Linked DNA regions of Homo sapiens: region 2 is linked to region 1. A link is a loop called in an ENCODE intact Hi-C map of the cell type or tissue named here. Cell type or tissue: dorsolateral prefrontal cortex. All regions are shown on one strand. Each heading gives the region's core, and the rest is flanking DNA. Links, peaks and the distances in the headings are about the cores only.

Evidence for each region. A loop is a pair of places that touch in the nucleus more often than their neighbours do. Peaks named below come from ENCODE experiments on the same cell type or tissue, not always from the same donor. Only the 100,000 strongest peaks of a DNase experiment are listed, where the experiment ranks them.
Region 2: it touches region 1 in a loop (2.5-fold over the local background); 7 of 110 quality-filtered maps call a loop at or near these places.

The regions. Positions count from the first base shown.
Region 1 is chr9:110,430,035-110,435,418 of GRCh38, forward strand. It overlaps SVEP1 (sushi, von Willebrand factor type A, EGF and pentraxin domain containing 1), which reads right to left. Exons shown (of 48, transcript NM_153366.4): 29 at 5,207-5,330; 30 at 4,302-4,472; 31 at 2,428-2,601; 32 at 1,881-2,000; 33 at 240-416. Among named protein-coding and RNA genes, the nearest start is that of TXNDC8, 95 kb to the left of the region's middle. In dorsolateral prefrontal cortex, for the core only: no CTCF peak of the experiment used is centred there; a DNase peak (open chromatin) is centred at 2,487; H3K27ac peaks cover 4,918 bases.
Region 2 is chr9:110,580,544-110,585,927 of GRCh38, forward strand. No RefSeq gene overlaps it. Among named protein-coding and RNA genes, the nearest start is that of SVEP1, 3.5 kb to the left of the region's middle. In dorsolateral prefrontal cortex, for the core only: a CTCF peak has its summit at 2,923; a DNase peak (open chromatin) is centred at 2,895; H3K4me3 peaks cover 729 bases; H3K27ac peaks cover 2,900 bases.

The sequences.
Region 1 (5,384 bases), core at 325-5,324:
TTTTGAGACTGTGTGCAAAAATCTTTGAAATTTCAAGGGGCAGCTCAAGATCTTTTTTTGTTTGTTTGTTTTCTTTTTTTTTTTTTTTGGTGTGTGTGTGTGGGGTCATGTTTAAACATGAGCCTAATACCTCAGTTCAAATACAAAGAACATTGATACAACATAACACTTCATATGTCTACGCCTTACCTTTCTAGGATTGCCAAACATAAGAAACGTGGTAAATTTACTAAACATACCTTTACAATATGGTATTAGATGATTCCATTCTCCAGACTCCAAACATGTGATTTTGGTTACTCCCATCAACTGGTATCCTTCCTGACACGAAAATGTGACTTCGGCACCTACTGTATAAATCTCACCTGAGGAGTGGCCATTTTCCGGATTTCCTGGAGCCTTACATTTTATAGGTTCTAGAAACAGACAGTTTTGGTGGAATAATAAGTGGCTTTCACACAACCATGCAAAGTCTCACAGCAAAAGAATTCCACTATAGTTAAGAAACCTGTTAAAATCGCAAGAGAAAACCTCGTGAAGGGAAATGCATGAGGGCCCAGAGACACATTGGACATTAGACCAGAACATACATTTAATAAGCATTTAAGCAATAATAGTTTGAAACAGCAATTCCTAACAACAATATACATAATTTTTCTGGCTGCAAAGGTAGGCGCTCATTGGGAAAGTAGTGGTGGTGCTAGAGAGTGGCTTAGAAGGGCATTAGCCTCTTTCATCTGTTCCCTCTTCATACCCAGTTTTTCAGAGCAACTGACTTGGTGTCAGGCTGATGGAAAGGCTGAATAAAGCAGATTCAGGAAAGTTTCCAGCCTCCCTTCCCAAATAGAGTATGGGCTCTGGGCTCTCCCTATCTACAGATTCAGGGTCGGTCTCCACTGCTATAATAGGAAGGAGAAAAAGCTAAAGCAAGGTTTGGGCCAGTGTTGAGCAAGAAAAGTGAATATAATACTTGAATTCTCAAAACGGGAGGATATATTGCATCAATCTTTTCAAAGGCCATTTGAGCTATATAAGTCAAGGAGTTTAAACAAATTCTTAAAGTAAATGCAATTATGAGCTGATTTTGAGGAAAACAGCCAGAGGTAAGCATAAAGATGTATGTCCAAAGATGCTTATTAAACTGTTTTCCATAGTGAATATCACCTAATATTAACATACAGAGAAAAGTTACTTATGGAAAATCCATAAAGTGAATTATAAAACAGGAATTAAAATCCTGCTCTCAAACTATTTTGTGACACCAAAAATGTGCCTGATATAATATTACATGAAATAACTAAAATAAAGAACTGTTTATATGGTGTGTTCATATAGACATCTTATTGTTTTCCAGGAGTTACTCTTCACAACAAATGAAGAAATACAACAACGGGTTGAGAGATGATCTGGTATTATCAAAGCTATTTCAAAATATTGTAGTGCAAGATGTCTTGGGGAGGCAAGATGTCTATTTTTTTTCAATGATATAATTTTATGTGACTGAGGCAGAGGAAAGATATTGATAGTGAAGATGTGATAAAGCATCTTCCTTGCTCTGATTGAGGCAGGGATGTCACTGATTATATTTCTATATCCACTCTATTATTCTTGTACTATGTAGACGTTTCAACATTGTAGAATCATAGTTGGCTGTCAGTTTTGTTTCTGAGAAATTGGGAAGTTGGGGGAGGCACAATGCTACTTTAAAGCACTTTTAGTTGTTACTGATGTGTCTTTTGTAAGAACTTTATCTTATCTGCCTACCTGTATGCCCTTTGAAGTTGAAACAATTATCTCACTTAGAAATAACATACACTTAAAATATGTACTTGAATAAAAGAATGGAATTAGGAACTTTTAGTTCTACATATATTGGTTACCTGCACAGTTTTTCCCATCTCCTGTGTACGGTGGGACACATGAACATATGTAGGATCCATCTACGTTCAGGCAAGAAGCATGCTCACTACAATCTGATCCAACTGCACACTCATCGACATCTAAAATGAAGACAGCTTATAAATATTAAAGTTGATTCCTTTTCCGTATGTATCAAACATCTGTTTTTACTTTTAAATCATTACATATCACGTAATGCACAACACTTCATATATTTGTATAGAATTTAAATATAACAGTCATAATCACATTGCAGATATACAATAAAAGCTATTATTTCCCTAGTTTATAGGTGGGCAAGTATAAGACAGGGATATATAAATATAGTCTTAATATGGAGCCTGATAAAAATTTAAAACATTTCTGGCACCTCTACATACAGCTGCTTTGTCACTATGGCTTGGCCAGAGCTTACTGGGATGAGATAAAGTTAACAAAGCAATGCCTCAAGAACCTCAGGAATTTGGGATGACTGTCATCTACAGAGCTAGAATAATCTCATATAGTAGTTGCCAACATTTATCTCACCAAGGCAGGATGGTGAAACGCCGTTCCAGCTCCCATTATCTGTACAGAACATCCTTGAGTCACCCAATAGATAGTAGCCATTGTTGCACTGGTAGGTTACTGTGCTGCCAGCATAGAAGTCATCGGCTGAATGGAAGCCATTCTCCAAAGGAGGTGGCACCCCACAGCTAATGCCTGTAAGGTGACCAGGAAGAAGACAACGACATTAAGAGCAAAATACTCCAAGAACACTTTATTTGTATTAAACTAGCAGTTCAGTTAAGCATGACATTTTTACTGAATGCAAACATCAGACTGAGGGTGTCCTAGGGATAGCAGCAGCCTGAACCCTCAGCGTCTAGCACATTGCCTGGCTCACAGTAGGCATGCAATTCATTTATTCAAAAAACATTTACCCACTAGACGCTGATAAAGTTTGGATATTTGTCCCTGCCCAAATCTCATGTTGAAATGTGATCCCCAATGTTGGAATTGGGGTCTTGTGGGAGGTGTTTGGGTCATAGGGGCAGATCCCTCATGGCTTGGTGCTGTCCTTGCAATGGTGAGTGAGTTCTCGTGAGATCTGGTTAAGTGTGTGGCACCTCTCCCTCCACTGTCTCTCTTGCTCCTGCTTCTGTCATGTGATGTGCCTACTCTTGATGCCTTCTGCCATGAGTAAAATCTCCTTGAGGCCTCCCCAGAAGCTGAGCAGGTGCCAGCACCATGCTTCCTGTACAGCCGGCAGAACTGTGAGCCAATTAAATCTCCTTTCTTTATACATTACCTAGTCTCAGGTATTTCTTTATAGCAATGCAAAATGGCCTAACACATAGACACTGTTCTAGGTGCTGGAGTTACAGCAGTGAGCCAAACAAACAAAATCCCTGCCTTATGGAGCTTATTATCTAGTGGGGTAGATAGGCCAAAAAAAAAAAAAAAAAAAAAAACGGTGAATATATCAGGTGGTAACAGGTGCTTATCTAAAATAGCAGTCTAGCCTCCACCTAACCCTCATTTTGTATTACTTTTTTTTTTTTTTTTTTTTTAAGATAGGGTCTAGTTCTGTCACCTAAGCTGGAGTGCAGTGGTGCAATCTCAATTCACTGCAACCTCTGCCTGCCTCCTGGGCTCAGCGATCCTCCCATTTCAGCCTACTGAGTAGCTGGAATTACTGGCACACACCACTACGCCTGGCCAATTTTTGTATTTTTTGTGGAGATAGGGTTTCATCATGTGCCTAGGCTGGTCTTGAACTCTTGGGCTCAAGCGATCCGCCCGTCTTGGCCTCCCAAAGTGCTGGGATTACAAATGTGAGCCACCACACCTGGCCACACTTTGTATTTTCCTAGCCTCTTTTATTTTTCTTTACAGCTCTTGCTTCTAGCCCTTACCTTTATTATTTACTATAAATAAATATTATATTTACTTATTTTTCTGTCTCTCCTATTAGAATGTAAACTACATAAGAATAGGAGCTTTTTCCCCTGAACTGCTGCATCTCCAGGACCTAGATCAGTGCCTAGCACATAATAGGTACTTTAAAAGTTGCTGAATAAATGAATGAATGAATGCACTCGACTGAAGATGGCTCTCCCTGTTTCCCCCTCCAGCAATGACCCATCTATCTCTGGGCCTCTACCTGTAGGGTGTGTCTTTCCAACCCTTTCAGTTCCTTGCATCACCTTGGATGCATGCACAAATGGTCCCTCTGGATCCTAATCACCCATCTCCTTCATGATGCCCAGCACAGTTCATTAAACAAAGAAAAGGTTCAATGAATATTTGGTATATTTGCTACTGTGAAGTATTCACTCTTTGTCTAGCATTCCTGAAAAGAGTTATGTTTTCAATATTTTTCAAAAGTCACTGAAATGGCTTCAAGAAAGGCAGCTCACGTTCACAGTGAGGAAGTGGTTGTGTCCACTGTCCTTGATTCAGACAGTACTGCACAGGGTTCCCGACCAGCTGGAAGCCTGGATCACAGAACAGATTGACTTTGGAACCTGGCTTTAAATCTTCAGATGCAGTTCTCAGATGAGGCACTGACCCTCCTAAGCGTGGGCAATCTGAGGGCAAAGAACACAGGTGCAGAGCTTGTCAGCGGCATAGTGGTAGCATCACCAAGTCAATGATTTCAAACTGTATTCTGTATCAGCATTTGAGAGCCACCTTACTGATGTGAAAACAAGTTAACATGTAACCAGATCACTGGCAAGCAAAATCACTAAAAAAAAAAAAAAAAAAAAGCATTTAAGTCAATAACTCTCCCTCTTTCAAAATATTTTAGGAATGTCAATGAAATGTTCTTGTAAGTTATCAAAAGCCATAAATTCTAGGACAGTCTAAGAAACTCATTTAAATAAATTTGATTTTATGATACAGTTTTGATCATTCAGTTTTAGTGTGCAGATTGCAACATCCATCGCTTTTCTCCCTGTGCTACCTGTTCCTAGATACCTTCTACAAATTATAGAACCAAAAGAGTACCCCATCTCAAACAGGTGCATAGTATGTCGGTGGGCCTTGAAAAAAATAACCTCATTTCTTCTCTAATTTTCCTGATATTATTTTACTTTCATCCAAATTTCCTAATTATATTTTGTTATACAGAATATATTTTTGCATTAAAAAAACAAATCCTTTGGATGAAAATAGGGTAAATATGAATTACTAGTTACAAAAAGTAGATTGACAGTCACATACGATTGGACCGATAGAGAATTCTGAACTGTCTTCTTTTGCTAGACAGTCCCAGGGTGGTCAAGAGATAGTGGAGTCTATGAAAGAAGGAAATTCTCACCAGAACAAAATATGCTCTTAGAATCGATCTTCACTTTCCCCACAATTCCTGACAAGAAATCAGGCCATGCTAACACGTTTCCTTTACTGAGTTCCTCTGGGCAGGAGGTAGCCAGTGACTTCACCTGAAAGTTTAATAACACTTTAGATAAGCCTTACTTGTTCCATTAAGATGGAGT
Region 2 (5,384 bases), core at 164-5,163, 150 kb after region 1:
CTATCCTCAATGAACTTAAAGGGTAACAAGTGAGGTGACCATTAACCAGATATTAACATACAAAATATATGTAATTACAAGTGACCATGCTAAATAAAGGAGAGCTTAGGTAGACAGACTTGACCTTGGAGAGGCCAGAGAAGCCTTCTCTGAGGACAGAAAGTTTGTGCTGAAGTCTGAAGTGTAAGTAGGGGGTCCCCAGTCCCCTTTCATGTGTTCTTGATCTATTTCAACAGATAAGATCCACCTGGCTTTAAGTGGTACCTGGCATATATCTGCTTTGAAACAAGTTGCTACCTGGGGTGGTTTTTCCAAAGCAAGACCTCCAAAGGGGAGAGCGCACGTGTAAAGAAAAGGTGCACTTTGCATGAGGGTGGGGCCTTTGGTTAAAAGATTCCAGCTGGGAGTCAGGAACACCGTGTAGGTAAGCCTACGGTTATGTAAACCACCTGAACTGAGTCACTTCCAATCCTTGGCTCAGCATCAGTATCTATTTCATGATGGAATTCAGTGATCTCAGTTTCCTCTGTTTCTAATAGTGAATGATTTAACTCCGTCTGTATTTAACAAAATACTTTCAGTGACAAGTATCACAATGTATTGTGTAACATGTTAGGGCTCTGGCATCAGTTTTCCTGGACGAAATCATGACTCTGCCATTTATTAGTTGTACAGCCTTGACTCAGTTTGTTCATTTGTAAAATGGAGTAATAACGATAACATATTAAGGGCTGTCATAAGGATTAAGTCATAAAAAAGTAAAATTCTTAGGACAATGCTTGGAGCATAGCGTGTACTCAATAAATGCTGGCTGGTTGCTCTTATTGCCACCTTTAATCATGAATGTTCTTCAAATTATTTTCCTAACAATACTTATTGACCACCTGCTATGTGCTGGCATGTTAGATACGGAGGATTTAAAGGTGAATAAGACTGAGTTCCAGTCCTCCAGAAGTTCAAAGAACATTAGAAAAGAACATAGATTTGCAAACAATTACAAAGCAGTAGGGTGACTGCAAAAGCAGAGAAGAAAGAGCAAGGAGGAGAAAGATCTCGTTCTTCCTGGGGAATGAGTAAGACTTCATTTGAGCTGGGACTTTTTTAAAAAAAAAAAAGTTTTTCCAAATATCATCTACTCTGTGTTATTTAAAACACATCATGAAGCCCTTTATGTGCAAAGCACCGTGGCATCTGCAATGTGTGCCATCTCCTGTGTTCCCCACACAAACCAAGGAGGTACTCAATTGCTTTAGAACTCTTGCTGCAAGTAAGTGGCACCTAATGTCTCCTCATTTAAACAAAAAGGGATTTTTTGGTTAGTATAACTAAACTAGGGAAAGGGCAGAGGGTACAGCTGGTCTCAAAAAGGCTTGGAAAAGGAAATTAAAAACTACTTAGGTCTTTAATTTTTCTCTCAGTTTGGCTTCTTTTTGGATGCCACATTTAGTCTCTTCTTCGGATTTATAACCTGAGAAAGACTTTTACCCCACCAACTCAAGTTAATAATATTTTGAGATGTCTGCCATAGGCCTAGACACATTCAAAGCTCTCTGGATAATTCTAACACATGCCCCAAGGGTGAACGCCTAAGAACAGCACTCTGGCATTGTGTACCTCCAACGGGATGAACAGTCAGGCCTATGTTACTTGTCCTCATGGTAAGAGAGTGGGGACACATCAGTCAGAGAAGTCCTGCCTGAGTGTTATTAAGACTGCTGCTCCAAGTCTTGCCACCGCTCCCCAGAGCCCTGTAGTCCCTTCTGCTCTCTAATCTAAAGCAGTGGTTCCCAGCGGGAGAGATTTGCATGTCTCACTCCCAGGAACCTTAGGCAATGTCTGGAGACATTTGGGGGATGGGGCAGTGCTACTGGCATCTAGTGTATAGGAGTAAGGGGTGCAACAAAACCTCCTACAATGCACTGGCAGCCACCACAACAAAGAATCATCTAGCCCCAAATGACAATAGTGGTGAGGTTGAGAAACTCTGGCCTATACCACAGTAATAGATGCAGAAGATGACAAAAACTTGTTAGACTAAACATTAAGATTAGAAAGGCTGGGCACAGTGGCTCATGCCTGTAATCCCAACACTTCAGGAGGCCGAGGCGGGTGGATCATTTGAGGTCAGCAGTTCGACACCAGCCTGACCAACGTGGTGAACCCCTGTCTCTACTAAAAATACAAAAAAAAAAAAAAAAAAAAATAGCTGGGCATGGTGACACATGCCTGAAGTCCCAGCTAGTCGGGAGGCTGAGGCAGGATGATCCATTGAACTGAGGGGGCAGAGGTTGCAGTGAGCCTAGATCGCACTACTGCACTCCAGCCTGGGCAACAGAGTGAAACTCTGACTCAAAAAAAAAAAAGAAAAAAGAGGAAAAGAAAAAGCAACTTAAAGGTATAGAAATGACAACATGGAGCTGAAGTGTAAAAAAAACCTACCCTGACTTCCTGACTTCATCTCATGAAATAAAGACTTCTGGAAAAAAAAAAAGTGTGTTGGTGGGCTAGGGCAAGAGGCATGCATTATATAATTCTCACCACCTAAACTGTGATTCAGAGTCCCACATTTTGTTCAATCAGGAATGGAACCTCAATCCTGTCTACCCGCTGGGACCTCTGCTTGAGTCGAGGACACCAACTACACCCTCCCTTCACAGCACCCATCTTTCTACATTGAAGCTGATACTGTGAACAGATAAGTTGCAACGTGCATATGGGGAAAGATGGAAGAGGGACTGAGGAAGAGAGCAGAGTGGTGCTGGTAAAGATCCTCCTGAGATTCCAAGCATCAAGTCCAGTCATGGGAGCAGAGGCAGGAAAAATGTCTGTTTCCACGCATGCTAGTTGTCATGTTTTGTTTTAAAAACAAAACTATAACACAGTGTCAGTGAATCACAGCGGCAGGCAGTGGAGATAGGAGGAAGATGCCACCTTGTGACTGCATTATGACTGTATTTATAAGAATATCTTTCTGCCGTGAATTTAACAAAGACATTCTCTCACATACAGAGGTTGGGAACATCTGCCACTCTATATGTTTCTTTTTAAAAAAAATTCCCATCAGTTTTTTGGGGAACAGATGAGTAAGTTCTTTAGTGATGATGTGTGAGATTTTGGTGCACCCATCATCTGAGCAGTATACACTGAACCCAATTTGTAGTCTTTAATCCCCCACCCCCTTCGCACCCTTTCCCCCTGAGTCCCCAAAGTCCATTGTGTCATTCTTATGCCTTTACATCCTCATAGCTTAGCTCCTGCTTATGAGTGAGAACATACGATGTTTGGTTTTTCCATTCCTGAGTTACTTCACTTAGAATAATAGTCTCCAATCCCATCCAGGTTGCTGCGAATGCCATTAGTTTATTCCTTTTTATGTCTGAGTAGTATTTCATCGTTCACAGTTTCTTATCCACTGATTGATTGATGGGCATTTGGGCTGGTTCCACTTTTTTGCAATTGCAAATTGTGCTGCTATAAACATACCTGTGCAAGTATCTCTTTCTTTTCCTCTGGGTAGATACCTAGTAGTGGGATTGCTGGATCAAATGGTAGTTCTACTTTTAGTTCTTTATGGAATCTCCACACTGTTTTCCATAGTAGTTGTACTAGTTTACAGTCCCACTAGCAGCGTAGAAGTGTTCCCTGTTCACCGCATCCACCTCAACATCTATTATTTTTTGATTATGACTATTCTTACCGGAGTAAGGTGGTATCTCATTGTGGTTTTGATTGCATTTCCCTGATCATTAGTGATGTTGAGCATTTTTTTTATATGTTCATTGGCCATTTGCATATCTTCTTTTGAGAATTGTCTATTCATATCCTTAGCCCATTTTTTATGGGATTTTTTTTTCTTGTGAATTTGTTTGAGGTCATTGTAGATATTAGTCCTATGTCAGATGTATAGATTGTGAAGATTTTCTCCTGCTCTGTGGGTTGTCTGTTTACCGTGCTGTTTATTTTGCCATGCAACAGATCTTTAGTTCAATTAAGTCCCAGCTATTTATTTGTATTAATATTTATTTGTATTTGTATTTGTTGCATTTGCTTTTGGGTTCTTGGTCATGAAATTCTTGCCTAAACCAATGTGTAGAAGGGTTTTTCCAATGTTATCTTCTAGAATTTTTATGGTTTTTGGTCTTAGATTTAAGTCCTTAATCCATCTTGAGTTGATTTTTGCATAAGGTGAGAGATTAGGATCCAGTTTCATTCTCCTACATGTGGCTAGCCAATTATCCCAGCACCATTTGTTGAATAGGGTGTCCTTTCCCCACTTTAGTTTTTTGTTTCCTTTGTCAAAGATCAGTTGGCTGTAAGTATTTGGGTTTATTTTTCGGTTCACTATTCTGTTCCATTGGTCTATGTGTATTTTTTATACCAGCACCATGCTGTTTTGGTGACTATGGCTTTGTAGTAAGTTTGAAATCAGGTAATGTGATGCCTACAGATGTGTTCTTTTTGCTTAGACTTGCTTTGGTTATGCAGGCTCTTTTTTGGTTACATATGAATTTTAGAATTTTTTTTTTCTAATTCTGTGAAGGATGATGGTGGTATTTTGATGGGAATTGCATTGAATTTGTAGATTGCTTTGGCAGTGTGGTCATTTTCACAATATTGATTCTACCCATCCATGAGCAAGGGATGTGTTTCCATTTCCATTTGTTTGTGTTTATGATTTCTCTCAGCAGTATTTTGTAGTTTTCCTTGTAGGGGTCTTTCACCTCCTTGGTTAGGTATATTCCTCAGTTTTTTTGTTTGTTTATTTGTTTTTGCAGCTATTGTAAAAGGAGTTGAGTTCTTGATTTGATTCTCATCTTGTTTGCTGTTGATATATAGGAGAGTTACTCACTTGTGTACATTAATTTTGTATCCTGAAGCTTTGCTGAATTCATTTATCAGTTCTAGGAGCTTTTTGGAGAAATCTTTAGGGTTTTCTAGGTATAGGATCATATCATCAGCAAACAGCAACATTTTGACTTCCTCTTTACTGATTTGGATGCCCTTCATTTCTTTCTCTTGTCTAATTGCTCTGGCTAGGACATCCAGTAATACGTTGAATAGAAGTGGTGAGAGTGGGCATCATTGTCTTGTTCTAGTTCTCAGAGGGAATGCTTTCAACTTTTCCCCATTCAGTATTATGTTGGCTGTGTGTTTGTCACAGATGGCTTATATTACATTGAGGTATATCCCTTGTACGCTGATTTTGCTGAGGGTTTTAATCATAAAGGCAATGCTGGATTTTGTCAAATGATTTTTCGGCATCTATTGAGATGATAATGTGATTTTTTAGTTCTGTTTCTGTGGTGTATCACATTTATTGACTTGTGTATGTTAAACCATCCCTATATCCTTGATATGAAACCCACTTGATCATGGTGGATTAT